2 separate regions of the Homo sapiens genome follow, and region 1 is linked to region 2. A link is an interaction called in ENCODE POLR2A ChIA-PET data of the cell type or tissue named here. Cell type or tissue: MCF 10A. All regions are shown on one strand. Each heading gives the region's core, and the rest is flanking DNA. Links, peaks and the distances in the headings are about the cores only.

What was found. Peaks named below come from ENCODE experiments on the same cell type or tissue, not always from the same donor. Only the 100,000 strongest peaks of a DNase experiment are listed, where the experiment ranks them.
Region 1: POLR2A ChIA-PET joins it to region 2 with 5 read pairs; 2 of 35 experiments call an interaction of 5 or more read pairs at or near these places.

The regions. Positions count from the first base shown.
Region 1 is chr1:185,526,105-185,534,318 of GRCh38, reverse strand. All of the region lies in intron 1 of LOC107985239 (a long non-coding RNA gene), which reads right to left. Among named protein-coding and RNA genes, the nearest start is that of LINC01350, 98 kb to the left of the region's middle. RefSeq lists an enhancer at 1,974-2,633. In MCF 10A, for the core only: no CTCF peak of the experiment used is centred there; a DNase peak (open chromatin) is centred at 5,798.
Region 2 is chr1:185,409,559-185,417,772 of GRCh38, reverse strand. No RefSeq gene overlaps it. Among named protein-coding and RNA genes, the nearest start is that of CBSLR, 96 kb to the right of the region's middle. In MCF 10A, for the core only: no CTCF peak of the experiment used is centred there; a DNase peak (open chromatin) is centred at 4,802.

The DNA.
Region 1 (8,214 bases), core at 1,174-6,173, 120 kb before region 2:
CACATCCCTATAGCAGTGATTCTCAATGTTTCCTTCATTATTGCCTTCCTAAGAAGATTTTTTTCGGATATCTTAACCTAATCTCCCCTACTTAGTGCCCTCAAAATTAAACACTAAGATATAAGGATTTTGTTGGATAGAGTTGAACTTTGGAGGGCTACAAACCATTATAATTACTATGATTCTTTTCTGCCCCTCAGATCGAATTTTTGTCCCCTTTGGGGCAATTGAAAATCCATGTTGTTTAGGACAGACAATCCCCAGAGTCTATTGGAAGGAATATCTAGAATCTCTGTAGCCTGTTTCAAAGCTTTAAATTACCTTTACAATATAATACAATGATATCATTCTTTAAAACCACCACATATATGTGTGTCGGGGGTGGGTGTTAAAGTGTATTGCAGGAATCAGCAAACTACAGCTTACAGGCAGACTCTAACCTGCCCATTTTGAAAACACAGCTTTATTGGTGACACACAGCCACACACACAGTTTCTAATCATCTCCTGTCTTCTGTGGCTGCTTCCATGCCCCAACAGCTGACTTGAGTGGTTGCGACAGAGACCTCAGTGTCCACACAGCCTCAAATATTTATTATTTTTGTCCGTTGAAAGAAAACGCTTGCCAATCTCTGGTTTATACTAGGCTGTTGATAGAAATTGTCTCTAGTTAATAAGAAAATAAATTATTTTTCTTTACAAAAAATAACATCTTTATTTTCTATAAATGTTTTACTTATTGATGAGACAAAAACTCAAAATTATTTGTTACACATCAATCGTATGCAAAGCACTTGAAGGATAGAAGTATACACCATGGTTCCTGCTTTTAAAAAAGCTTCTAATCCATGTTGCTGGGATAAAGCGGTATGTTTGCTATCAGAGTTGCAGCAGTTTTGCTGAAGTAAACTAAAAATAGAAGTAGACAGGGACCACTAGAGGGGAAAATAGATAGTAATTGTAAATATGAGCCAGCTCAATATCAACTTCTAGTTTAAACTTTGGCCTTCTGAGCCTTAAAAATAAATGAAAATCAGATTTAATAGTTCATCATGACTGAAGTATTTGTTTCAAATGATTATAAAAATAATAAGAAAGAATATGTGTGTTTTCAACCTCTAGAGAACAGTATTTTCTCTCCATTCAAATTTTATACTCACTGAGGTCATGAAATTCAAAGTTACTCTAAAAACCACTGTGAGAAGATGTCTTCTAGATAGGAAATATTTCAAGACTTAAGCTGTCCTGATTCACATAAATCTCTAATCTTTTCCTGTCCATGTTTCAAGATATCATAGCTTAACAGAGTATCTCAAGGTATGTGTGGCATTCTTTTCAGTTCATTCTCTCCAGTTCATTCTCTCCAGCTTCCAGAAACTTACTTTCCCAGGGACTTTATCCTTGGATGGGTCTCTTTAATACATGAGTGACAATATCTTTGTTCTCATTATAATTCTTATATTATGAAAAAGCTATTTTTTGTAATATAAGACTCTTGTATATAACCATAAAGACCCAGACAAATGATTTTTCTCATTGCTTAATTCTAGAAATTTGAGAACAGCAACCTCCAAACCAGAATATTTATAGAATAAGAATTTTACCTATTGGTAAGATAAAAAGTAAACAGATAAATGAATGAGTCTAGGGGGATCAAAAGAATTAAATTTTTTGGTTGAAAATTCTCCAGGAAAAATAACTATAAAATCACCATTAAATCCAAATCAACTTAATAATTTCGTTGGACCTAAGATATCAGCCTTTTCCAACCATGTTGTCATAAAACACTAAGGTACACCAATCAATTGTGTGGTGTGTCTCCAGTAATCTGTCTCTAATAAAGGCGAAAGTACTGAAGTTTCCAAGTTATTTACTATTTTCAGAAATGAAAACTGATTCAAGGTGACCCCTGTAATAACCATTCTCACTCACTTGCCTTCTAATACATGTTACTGAATGAGCAAGAAAGAAGAAGTTAAGGCCAACGATGTTAAGGCCAACGATACTCCTACAGAAGTGTCTGGCATGTGAACAATATCTGTCATTTATATCATGGTATACAAATGAGGTTCAAACTTGCAGCTGAATGGAAAGAATCAATGGGGAAAGAGAAAATGGTGGAGGAGGGGAAGACAGAAGACGAGGGGGTGAAGAAGCAGGAAAAGAACAACAATTTGGTGAATGAGAAAGGAGGAGAGCCCAAATGGAAACAAAGCAAAAAGAATCAGAAACCAGGAGACAGTGGCTAATGGAAACCACAGGTGCAAAGTCTCTAAAACAAAAAAGGGTGTAGAGGGCAGCATCAATTCCTGCTGAGAAATTAAGCAACCTTGTTGATGTGAGGCAATTAGATGCCCCTAGGCTGGCGTTAAAGCCTGAATCGAAGAAAGAGTTAAAGGAGGGGAAATAGAGCATCTGTAGACTCTTCCTTGCCGAAGCTTGGCCTTGCTGAAAGAGAAAAAGATAGGATAGTGTTTACAGAGAACACTGAGTAAAGGCAATCACTTTTAAGAATTGGAGAGACCTGAGTATGTACAGAGGCTCCAAACAAACAACAAACTAATAAGGTTAGGTTAAAAATATCTTATAGAGAGGAAATACCCAATGGAACAAGGTTCTATTCCCAGAAAGGGCAGAAGGGGATAGGATCATGAACAAGGTTTGGTCTTGAACAAGAAAAGACACACCTCTTCCTCATAAACTGGAAGAGAGGAGATAAGAGGGTATGTATTTGGAGTGCAATTTCTTGTGGATAGAAAGCCATGAGATTCAGATCCTGTAGACCTGAAAAAAGTCATCAACTGAGTGGTAAGAGGACAGGGTAGAAAATGAATAGCTGTTGTAGAACGTGGGAGAGGAAGATGAAGAGAAAGAGCTAAAATTATTGCTCCAGCCCCTCACCCCACCCCCAAGGCCCTGTATATATTTTCCAGAAGAAAGGAAGGAGGAGCTAACAAAGATATTGGAGAGAGAATGGCCACGGTACTGGGAAGAAAGCTGCATTGTCACGGAAGCCATAGTAAGGAACGCTTAAAAGAAAAATAGGAAAATGAAGGAGCTGATCAATAGAATGCAAAACTACCAAGAACTTCGAATGATACATATAGAGGAAACTTCACTACATTTAGCAACAAGGAAGTTATTAGTAACTAAGTGAGATTTTCTATAATGGCAAAGATTAGACCAGATCTCATGGAGTGGTAGTGATGAGTTGAAGACAGTTATGGGAACATTTCACCTTTCCAGGAATTTTAGAAGTGAACAAAGTATGAGATGGGGTAACGGTTTGGGGAGATGGGATATTTTGTATATGAAAGAAAACTGAACATGCATTTGTGTGTTTGTGGCAGGGGTTGAAGGGTATACATTGAGTGCTACTATAACTCAACAACTCAGCTACCTTACAGGATTATTGTCAGAATTAAATAAAACACTTTATAAACTGAAAATTATCATACTAAGTGTTACCATTTTCATGATACACAGATTCTCATTTATTGAATGTACAAAACATGTTTCTTGCCATTCAAAATTCCATTTAGTGTTTTATATGAATGCAGTCATGAATCAATAAACTTTATCATCAGAGTTCTCTCCTTATAGCCACTAAAATCCTTGACAGCTCTGAAAGATGAAATCTCCAGACAAATGAAACCAGCAGTTGCCATCTCAGAACCTGAGCAGAGAAAAATGGAAAAATTACATTAAGCTGATTTCTATGGTCCTCAGACACCTGCAGGTTGTTATGGGGACAAAACACTGACTTTGGGAATTAGCTTGCTTTTTCATTCTGGCTTTCAGATCTGTTGCTAATTTAATGAAACCCATATTTCTGCTGGGCAACACCCAGGTAAGTCTTAGGTCAAGTTTTTAAACCCAAGCCTTTTATCACACTCTGACAGCTGGGAAAATGACGTCTGGAAAATGCCGTTATCAGGAAAAAGCGGTGTGTTTTGCTTTGGGCTCTTCCACCTGAGGTTTTCTGCACATTTGAAAAACTCCAAAGGAGCTAAGCAGTTTGCAGCTAACAGCTAGTAAAGTAATTAAATTGTGTATTTGCCAAAATAAATAAAACTTATTAATTAGTAGGATTGCATTACATTCTAATATTTCGGCCAAAATTTTTTTCTTTTAAGAGTAGGTTCTCAAACTATCAACTCTTGATATGAAATCAGGGGCCTTTGGAACAGAACAATCTTCCTGTTTTTCTGCTATTTTATATATTTGAGAGCAATTAATTTAACCTACCTGAATGTTAATTTTTTCATATAAACTGGAGATAAGAATTATAGTCATGTGCCACTTAACGACAAGGATATGTTCTGGGAAATGCATTGTTAGGCCATTTCATCATTGTGTGAACATCATAGAGTGCATTTTCACAAGCCCAAAGGGTATATATAGCCCACTACACACCTAGTCTAGACGGTCTGTTACCATACAGTTACTGCAGGCAACTGTAACACAATGATAAGTATTTGTGTACCTAAACATATCTAAACATATAAAAGGTATAATAAAATACAGTGTAAAAGATTAAAAGTGGCACACCTGTATAGGGCACTGACTGTGAATGGAGCTTGCAGGAAGTTGCTCTGGGTAAGTGAGTGAGTAGCGAGTGAATGTGAAGGCCTAGGACATTACTGTATACTACTGTAGACTTTATGAAAAGGTATACTTAGCCTACACTCAATTTATTAAAAAAAATCTTTCTTCAATAATAAATTAAACTTAGCTTACTATAACTTTATTTTATAAACATTTAAAATTTTTTAACTTTTTGACTCTGTTTTAATAACACTTAGTTTAAAACACAAACCCATTGTCAGTGGTACAAAAATATTTTCTTTATATTCTCACTCTATACATTTTTTTTCCATATTTAGAACTTTTTAATTTTTATTTGTTACTTTTAAAACTTTTTTTGTTAAAAACTAAGACACAGACACGTACATTAGCCTAGGTTTACAGAGTATTGGGATCATCAAGATGTCACTCGGTGAGAAAAATTTTTCAGCTCTACTATAATCTTATAGGACCACCACCTTATATGCAGTCTGTTGTTGACCGAAATGTCACTATGCAGCCAAATGACTGCTTTGGTAAAGAGGAACATTTGCACCTTCGTTCAGCACAGTAAGCATTGGGCATATCATCCTTGTCTTCACAGAACTTTGGATATTCAAAATGCAATATTACTAAAATAGTATTTCCAGCTCTTAAACATTGAAAACCTGGCTCTCAGAGATTAGCTATGGGTTTTGAAACAGAGAATCTGTGGAAAATTTGGCATTAGAACAGAGGCCACCAAAAGCGAGATGGGATACACAATAGACTCTTAATGTAGGTCTGTCTGGGAGAAGGTGGGGACAAGATGGAATGTGGAATCAAGAAGATTGAATGTTATTTTAGCGCACTTGTTGTCACCCTGAAAATGCACTGGGTTTTGTAGATTTTGAAAGTTTTCATAAATATTTTAACATAGATTTAAATAATCCATGTCTCTTTACTCCTTTTAGTACAAATCAATATATAGTTTGTTAAAGTTGTATCTTCAGAATCATAAATAAAGATAACTTTATTTTAACCCTTATTAATTTAAGTGAGGCAGCTTCAAGTTGGAAGCCTTACATAAAATGATCAAATGTAATACTTGGCTAACTCATATTTCCCCACATCTAGTGAATTTCCTGGGCTGTCAACCAAAAAAAAAAAAAAAAACCTGGTTTGAGCAAAAAGACGCTTAGTAAGGAACGAGGACATTCCTCTATGCCAGTCTTACATAAGAATCATATTGGCAGCAATTCTTCCAAGCCATCATCGTCAAATGCTGCTATCTGCTAAAGACAGGAACAGTGCAGCAAACTGCAGAAGAGCAATGAGTCACAGGCAATACCTGCCACACGCCTTATCCTCAAGGTAAATGCATGTCATGAGGCAAGGCCACAGAGTCCCAAAATAGTCTGAGCCTGTCACTTGGTACCCAAAGTAATTATTCAAGAAATAATTGTTTCTAAAGGGACAAATTACCCCATCAGCATAAAATGACACTGTCATGAGACTGTTGGATAATGTCTTTCTTTTAAATAATTTCATGGTAATCACTCTGACATGAAAATTATAAATTAAAATTACATCAGCTAAAGGGAGTCAGGAATTGTTTCCTAAATATCTCCTCAGTTCCAGTCTAGGTTTGAAATAATTCCCACAGAAGGACCACAGTAGGAGCTGGTCACGAGAATCTATGGGAATCAACTATGAAGAAAACTGAAAAGCAAGTGCCTCAGAAAGACCAGAAAGACTGGAGGCTTCCCATGGGGAGAAGTCAGAAGAAGATGCTCCAGAGCTCGAATTTTCATGCACACGCCTGCTAGAGAGCCACGTCCTGTTACAGAGCACATGAAAGGGGTGTCTGAACACAGAACTTTAAACATGGGTCAGGATCAACTAACCCAAAGTTTGCAAGGTGTATTAGTTTCCTGGGGCTGCCATAACAAATGATCACACACTGGGTAGCTTAAAACAATAGAAATCTATTGTCTTGAAGTTCTGGAAGCTGGAAGTCCAAAATCAAGAGGTCAGCAGATCAAGAGGCTCCTCCTAGAAGTTCTGAGAGAGAATCTGCTCTATGCCTGTCTCCTAGCTTCTAGTGGTTGCTGGCAATTCTTGGTGTTCCTTGACTTGCAGGTGCATCACTGTAATCTCTGCCCCCATTGTCACATAGTGCCCTCTTTGTGTCTGTCCAAATTTCCCTCTTTTTATAAGGATACTGGCCATTGAATTAAGGTCTACCATAATCCAGTATGACCACATCTTAACTTGATTACATCTGAAAAACACTATTTCTAAGTAAGATTACATTCACAGGTACCAGTGGTAAGGATTTGAACATATTTTGTTGGAGTCGGGGGACACAATTCAACCCACAACACTAGGTCTCTCAGAAGCAACCTGGTTGTCCACTACCACAATGATGTGGGACCTTCTGGCACAATGTGAGGAAACCATAGAATGTTAAAGCTAAAAGCAATCTTAGCAATCACCAAACCTAACCATCTTACTTCATAATTAAGAGATCTTTCCAAAGCAGCAGTTTGTAACCAAGCACACTATTGAGACCCAGGGTACACAATCTATGGTAAGGGTTGAGACAAGTAAATGATTATTTTTTAAAAACACTAAGTAGTGAGGATGATTCACTTTCACTATGCACAAGGATAGATGAACAGCTGTGCCCATAAGTCCCTCACTCACACTCACTTGTATTTCTTGTGTTGGAGAGAAAGGAGGGACAATAAAGCCTAAGGTGCTGAGAATTGCCTGTAATCCACATGCATCTTACCTCTGCTTCCAAGAAAGTATATCAAGCATTAGAATGTCAACCAGATGGGTATCCCAGTACAAAAATGGCTAAAAATCCCTATTCTGCAAGAAGTACTTTAGCAGGCAAAGACTGTGAGATGCACACATGCACTACCCAGTTTCTGGACACACACAGAAGAAACAGAAAGGGGAACTTGAGAGAAATATGCAAATGGCATACATAGTAGAGCACAACCTCAAACAAGGTGGCTTAGACAGGGTTGCAATGGAGAGCAAAGAAAGTGTGTAAAACATAGAATCAAAGGAAAATCTTCAGAAGGCCCCACTGAAGACCCCACCCAGACACAAAATGACTGTCTTCAGTCCTCTACCTTCCAGCAGGAAGAAAAGAAAGATAAAGAACAATCTATACAAACTTTGCCCTGCTCACCTGAGAGGCACTATAGCAAAGTGGCTATGACTAAGGTATCCACTCTAGGGATGATATCAGTTCTGCTTCTGGAAGGCTGTGTGACCTCAAGCAAGTTACTTTAACTCTCTGGGCCTTGGTTTCCTCATTTATGAGGACGATAATAGGAACTAAGGTGGTTTGAAGGACAAGGTTAATAGACATAAAATACTTAGAAAAATGTCTGGCACATAGTAGACAATAAATACTAGCTATTATTTTTATAGTGTTGTTTGTGAGGATCCAATGAAACATTTACAATTTCTGAAAGCTATAAAATTGACATTGTTACATCAGTAATAAAGGGAATGATATCTTCTTTAAAACAGATTATTTTATACTTGACAAATATTTATGAGGCTCTTTTGACATATTTTCTTGAATTTAAACTCAGCTATAAAAGATAAACACTACTTTTTGAAATTCACGTAGGCAATTTTTAAA
Region 2 (8,214 bases), core at 1,764-6,763:
CTCTACACTACTACAATAGAGTTTTCACTTTACTTGCCAGACAGGTGGACCAGACTTAGGATTGGCTCTAGAATTGTCTATAAAATAATTGTGATTATTCCCCAAAACATATCAAATTACTTCCATTAAGTTAATATGAACAATGGCCCAGGATTGAGAACAAAAACTTAAGTGATCTATTCATGAATATTCCCTGGGGTGAAAAATCATGTATATTTTTACTGAGACCTTATTTAATGCAGAGTATTAAAAGCAGCTCTTGAGAGCAACAATGTTGATTTCATTTATCGTTATATCTCTAATACCTGGCATAGGGCATATAACACAGTGGGAGATTTCAAAATATTTGTTAAATAGGGAAAAGGTGCATGCTTAAAACTAAGCACATTCCAACATCCTAATTCATCTTATATAATATATTCAATTAGATAATAAATGTATTTTTTTCTTTAACACATCAACACTGCAACTTGCTGTGAGGTTGGTCTTCTCTCAGTAGAGAGTAGCAATTAGCTTTGGAACAGACTTTTTTGTATACAGATCATAAGAACACTAAGGGAACAATAAGAACAAAAGGGGACATAGTCCTTAATCTTTTCAAATTCCTTGATGTAGAATTTCATTAGCCATTTTAAGAATAAGACCCAGGAATTCCAGCAGCAGTAACCCATTTTACAGATGAAAAAGGAAAATCCAAAGGTAATAATCACAGGTGACACTAACTGAGCACTTATATGTTCAATGCTTACAAATCCCTAAGTGTACTATCTATCCTCACAACCATTCCTGTGAAGTAGGTATAATTTTAGTCCCATGTTACATTGGAGAAAACCAAAGCTTAAAGAGGTTATGTGACTTGCCAAATGTTATGTGGCTTCATAGTGGTGAAGACAGGATTTGAACCAAGGTCTGTCTGGCTCCAGAGTTCAGGCACGTAACCACTGTCCTTTCCTGCCTCTGTGCTCTTCTGTCTTCTGAAAGTCCACAAAGGCATTGATAAAATCCATTCCTGGATATGGTATACTTTACTGAAACAGAGTCTTCCAAGATGTCAAAGCAAAAATTGTTTAAAAAATAAAAACAGGCGGGGTGCAGTGGCTCACACCTGTAATCCCAGCACTTTGGGAAGCCGAGGCAGGCAGATCACCTGAGATCAGGAGTTTGAGACCAGGCTGGCAACATGGTGAGACCCCGTCTCTACTAAAACTACAAAAAATTATCTAGGCATGGTGGTGCATGCCTGTAATCTCAGCTACATGAGAGGCTGAGGCAGGAGAATCACTTGAACCCAGGAGGCAAAAGTTGCAGTTAGCCGAGATCGCACCACTGCACTCCAGCCTGGGCAACAGAGTGAGACTCCGTCTCAATAAATAATACAATACAATTACAATACAATACAATACAATACAATACAATACAATACAATACAATACAATACAATACAATACAATACAGTACAATACAGAAGATGAATTAAAAGGAACTCTGAGGCTGTGATCTGGGATCCACAATGAGCTTTGCTAACCCTTACTTCAAAGTCCTGGTCCCAAGTTTACAGTGTTTGGGCCTCTTAGGCTGCATACCCAGTTTCATTTCAAGCTGCTCATCAACAAGCCTCCTCTATTTAAATCAGGCTAGACTCTAAAATTCCTACTACAACTTTCATGTATTCCTACCTCTATTCCCTTCCAGAAGCTGTTCTCCCCATTGGAAATGCCCTATGTTGAGATAAATCTGGCCACGAATTCTTTAAAGCTCTTCCCATCAAAAGGCAGAATCTATTTCCCCACTCCCTGGGATCTGGGCTGATTTTGTGACTTGTTTTGAGCAATAGGATATGGCAGAAGCAATATCATATGACTACCAAGGTTTGGCTTCCAGAGGCCCTGTAGCTTCCACTTTCGCCTTCTTTGAATAATGCTGTCTGTGAACAAGTCCTTTGTTAAGGATGAGAGGTACCACATGGAGAAAGAGACCCAGCCATCCAGCCATTACAGGACTCTCTCCCCAGGTCCCAGGCGGACAGAGAGGCCATCTATGATGGACCAACCCATCAACAACTGCAAACAGATACAGAGTAGAAATGAGCCATCCTAGCTGTGCTCTGCCCAAATTGCCAAGCCAAAGAATGGTAACGAATAAATGACTGTGGTTTTAAGCCTTTAAGCTTTGGGGTGGTTTGTAAAGCAGCAGTAGGTCACTCACATGTCTTTTTATTCCTTCTTTTCTAATATGTCCACTTCCTACTTGCAAATTGAGCTCCAAAGTCACTTCTCCAAGAAATGTTCCTGGATGGAATCTTCCCCGACAAAGCCAGCCTCACTCAGGGCTAAGCAAATGGCCTTGTCTAAGTTAGTGATTCTAAGGGCACGGAGACCAGACTGTCTCCCTAAATACCTTCCCCATCCACTAGCTGATGCCTGGGATTTCATCATTACAGTTTAATGGCTTACATAAAAGCATAATTCCTATTAAATTTTAAGATTCCCTGGAAGGCATAGCAAGTTTGTGCTTTTGATTTTGCTCTTGTTATAAAAGCATACAGGAATAAAAAGTAACACTAACATAAGGTTACTTTCCCAAAGAGAAAAAAAATTTTTTAATAATGTGGACCAACTCAAATATAAGCCTTTAGGAAGATAGATGAAATAGTTATGTACCTAATTTCAATGTTTAATTTATTAATTTAATTAAGTATACATATTTAAAGTCACATTGTATAAAATAATTCAATTTAGAAATATTCTTCCACTTTTCCATCCCATGAAGGTGTCTGATTTAAAGTTGCCATCTGTGTGTCTAGTGACAAGTGTCTTCCATTTCATGAGACATGTTTTTAGGCATCTGATAGTTTTCCAGACATAATCTTCTCTTCCATCTAATTTGTTTTATTTTAAACCATGATGCTGCCATTGCAATTTTCATCCCAAGCCACAAGTACTATTTACAAAACACTAAAATAATTTTTTGTTCTATTCATCCTACAAATGTATATTTATGGTTGTCACAATGTAATCACTTATAGCATTGCTTGGTAAAGGGACCTTCAGAAAGCCGGTTTACAATGACATCTAGAACTTGCAAATTAATTTGGAGGCCTGTTCCCAAATAAGGGATTCGTTAAACTTATGTTAATGCTTTCTGGTCCTTTATTTTTATTTTTAATTTTTTTCCTTTTCTTCCTCCTCCCTCCATGGTCCTTTTTTTTTAAGCAAACAACCATAATTATCTAAAAGTTTATGATTTGTTAGGGTCAATTCAAGCTAATGTGTCCTCCCCACCCACCTAGCACTTTGTGTTTCAAAAAAAGTCGGCGACCGCACCATAGTGCAAAGGACTTTGGAAGAGCTCAAATGCAACTCCTTTTCTGAGAGATACTGTTTGAGGGGGAAACCAAATTTTCTTATGTGTTATATATGAATACATGTTCATTCTAGAAACTTTGAACAATACAGAAAATTAAGGAGGTGAAAATAAAAATCATTCATAACGCTCACAATTAGAAATCATGATTTCAACAGTTTGGTTCATTTCCTTCTAGACCTTCTTTCTATGCATTATTACATATTATGTTAAACTCAATCAGCTGTTTCTACTTATTACTATAACATATGCATTTCCCTTATTAGAAATTCTTTGTATAAAGATATGCCATTATTCACTCAAACTCCCTCCTATTGTGGTAGATTTAGGTTATCTGGGGAAACTGCAATATCTCAAGGCACGCACCACCACACCTGTCTAAGTTTTTATATTTTTAGTAGAGAGGGGGTTTCACCTTGTTGGCCAGGCTTGCACCTTAGCATTAATGGTTTTAGATTCTTTTCTCCCTTTTTTAGTTTATTGAGCATCTACCCAAGTAAAAATATACCAAACATGAATAAAGGGAAGTCCCTGTCTCAAAACAGACAGAGCTATCAATAATTAATTGCGCCGGGCATGGTGGCTCACGCCTGTAATCCCAGCAAGTTGGGAGGCTGAAGCAGGTGGATTACCTGAGGTCAGGAGTTTAGGACCAGCCTGTCCAACATGGTAAAACCCCATCTCTACTAAAAAAAATACAAAAATTAGCTGGGCATGGTGGTGGGCGCCTGTAATCCCAGCTACTTGGGAGACTGAGTCAGGAAAATTGCTTGAACCCAGGAGGCGGAGGTTGCAGTGAGCCAAGATTGTGCCATTGCACTCCAGCCTGGGCAACAAGAGTGAAACTCATCTCAAATAAATAAATAAATGAATAAATGCATGAAATATGATGAGAACTTGAAAAAAGGTATGGTCACATGCCACACAACGTTTTGGTCAACAATGGACTGCATATACATCAGTGGTCCCATAAGACTGTAATCTTTTCTATGCTTAGACACACAAATTCCACCAGAGAGTGTCCTTACCATAGAGTGTAAGGACACTCTATGTTGTTCTCACAACAACAAAATTGCCTAATAATGCATGTCCCGAACATATCCCTGTCATTACATGATAATGTATATCAAAAGCTGTATACACAAAAAGCTCTGGCAACAAAAAGAGAGAAGGTTGACAGCTCAGGGGAGTGGTCCGAGGAAATTTCATGGAGTAAACATTTGAGGATTTGGGGACTTCTTGTTTGCTTGTTAATTGCTTCTTTTTAAAATATTAAGACTTAATTTTGAAAATATTTGCAAGAAGAAACTTTTAAGAATCTTTCCCCATCTAAATTCCCAGAACAGAGTACCTCTGCTGTGTGGAAACCAGCCAGGCCACACCTTGGTTGTGCAACAACTGAAGGCTTCCTGACTTTTCTCTGAGAGCAGGTTTGGATGGGAGGGAAAGAGTATAGGGACACCTGGGGCCTGAAGGGTGGATCAAGAAAGACACCAGGACAAGTGCCAGCATGACAGGCCAGAACAATCCTGACTTCTTCCTTGTCTGGCTGGGATGAGCCCTGCCACTCCCATGCTCTTCAATGCCTTGTTTTGCATTTCCGTGTCCCACATGCAGCACAGTGACACCCACTGACTGTGCTTTCTGGTTCTTAACGTATGCATGTCTTGTGTTCTTCTAGTAAGTTCCTGGAGTTTAGTGGAGACAGAAATAACATAACCGTGTTAAGCCCGTGGGGCTGGGTTCCACGCCAACTCCACTACTGACCGTGGGCTCTCTGTGAACCTGGGTTAACCCCAGCTCCCTCAGTGCTCTCATTTCTGCCCAAGCAACCTTGCTATTCTCCTCTCTTTGTCTGTAGACATAGCCACAGGCAGGTGATGAATGTGTCCCTCTGACCACACTAACCCTACAGATTCTTCACCTCAGATCTGCTTCTTGCTTTTATACGGCACTTTGAACTTGACATTTGCTCATGCTCCCTTAAAAAAACTTTAAGATGGTCAATTTAATTGAGAACAAATATCTAAAGGATTGATCATGAAATAATTCAACCTGCCAATTAGCCTCAAGGACCCCGTGGCATTTTATCAAACGCAAATATCCCTATAGCAACTATTTTTAGACATCAGACTGGCAGAACTGATAGACTTAGTGTGTGGGAAGGTAAAAGTAAAAGAAGATTGAAAACAATTGGTGCAATTTAGAAGAAAGATTTCCTTTCTCTGCTTAGGGCACAGCCTTCTGCGAGGCATCCAAGACTTTTGTTTTAAGTTCCTCCTGCAGCATCAAGAAAGCTTCGTGTCTATCTCCACATGCCTCTCAGAAATAACCCGAACTTAGCTGTTCATCAAAAATTCCACTGGTTCCTGTTTTGAAAGTGGCCTGGGAGGTGATATACACAAGGTATCAAGACAACACATACATGGCTGGTTCTAAAACAAAGAAACACCTCTGGGAAGAATCTCCCCTCCCCCCGGCCCGCCCCTCAAAAAATATTTAGAATAGAGGATAAAATTTCTCATAAAATTTCTCTCCCACAACTTCTGGGGGAAACAGCAGTGGTTGGCCAGATTTTAAATTTTGGTTTGAAGCCCTCTTATATCCACATGAAAATGCTTGCCCCAACCCTACCCCCCTCACAAAAAAGAATTGAATCTACTTGAACATCATTTGCTGACATTTCCAATCTCCTAATTCAGAGAGACCTGTTCAGAATAGATACTACCTACTACATTAGAGGATTTATAGAACATAATGTTACCTCTGCAGGAAAAAAAAACTAAATATCACACAATTCAGATAATTCATTCAGCCATTTCTCAACTTCTCTCATCATATAATAAAGAAAAGCATGAAATTAGCATTTTATTCTTACCAGTAATCACTAACATTTATTGAGCACTTACTATATTATGGATTATACTTAGTCCTTTTCAGTTTTAGCTCATTTAATCACAGTAACCCTACTGAGTACTATTATTACCCCCACTTTATAGATGGGGAAGCTAAAACTTAGATATATAGCCAGTAAGTCATAGAGCCAAGTTTTGTCACATAGTCAAGGTCAGAGAACTAGAAAGTGGCAGAGAGGGAATGCAAACAACCCATAAGAGAAATTCCAAAGCTCAGCCTCTGAGCCACTGCACTAGAAGAATCTGGTAGCATGAAAAACCTTGAATATATTTGGATTTAGGATGATATTTATTTACAGTTTGACCTTGAAAAGAATGAACTGGGAACTCCCTGGTAATACCCAAGACCTCCTAAATGTAGAGTGCTTTTAACCCTGTTACCACGTGCGTCTTGTATGGGAGACAAGAAATGACCTTCTGGGCAGCAGGGGAAAGTGTTCACTCAAAAGTGGCAAGAAATACTTGAAAACTAGATTCTTATTTTTGTTTTAAGAAGTACTAAGCAAAACAACCAATAAAAAGGGAAATGAGACATGTTAGCATTTGAATCTGCTCTCTTAACTGCTCTAATTCTGTGCCTCTGTGCATTATTAATATTTGGATGCATGCAATGCCGGCATGGAAATTGGTCTTCACACACCGTGGTTTTCCAGAAACACTCACAAACCAATACATGTAACAGACATTCCATTTGTTAATGGGCACATATGTGAAAAGCAGTATAGAAAAGAGGCTAATGTTAGAAAATTGTTAAGTCCTTAACTTCAAGTGTGTTTATATAATGGACACTGTTAATGTTCACAACTTAAATTTGGGTATGTGGTCAAAATAATGCTTGGGAAACATTTTATTAAAATTGAGTTAAATTGTTAAAAAAATGGAAGAAAGGAATATTTGAAAACTAACAAAATGAGGAAACAGTCACACATTGGTTTAACTGCAGAAGGCTGATATTAATTAGAGTCATTTGTGTGTTGTGTTTACATTTATTGTGCAACATGACATCAGACTGCACAGATTTTAGGCATTTGTTGTACATGGTTTTGTTTTACAGCACCAAGGTCTTCACACTGAACCTCTCAGACCACATGTGAGATGGCTAAAGAGAAAGCCTTGTCCAGTCCTTAGGCAACACCCCTGTCTTGTCACACAGAATTACCCAGTGTCCAGATATAACCAAACTGATTACACCAGGAGACAGACAAGGCATCTGACTAGGACACACATTAACTGAAAGGCATAGTTTGTGGGATTTTGAAAGCTTAAACAGGGAGAACAAAGAGATATTGTTCCAGGGCTTGATACTGGCCCCAGGCACTTGATATTAAACATGTGGAAGTTAGAGGTAATAAGAGAGACCTTCAAAAAGTGTACAGGAACACATTAAGTGCTTAGTAATCTTTAGGAAACTCTGATGCCCAAGACTTGCTTTATTACCAGGGAAGAGAAAGAAAGTCATAGGGTCTTGGCTTAGAAGGGAGTTTGGACTGAAGAGCAGTTGGGCTGAACATCTGAGCCTATTGAGAAAGAGTATGCTTCAGGGGGCAAGAGGGAAGAGAAAGGGAACACTCCCAAGAGTCCGTGTTAGAATCATCACAAGGTTGTCATTTGTGCTTAGAAGAGTGTTTGTTATGTTTATCTGAGATTTATTATAGAAGAAGAATATTGCCAATGCACCAACATCTAAGTTATTTATGGATAGCTAAGAAGCCAAGCATTCTGCCTTTGGTTCTTACATTTATCACTGACTCATTGTTTTATTCCTGGGAAAGCTATTTAATCTCTATCACTCAAATGCATCCATCAGTAAACTGTGGGGAAGATAATAGCCTCAGCCTACATCCTAAGAATATAAGAACCACACAAGATGGCTGCTGCCCATCAGGAGAGCCACCACTCAAGCTCCACTGAATTCCACCGAGCCTGTCATGAAAAA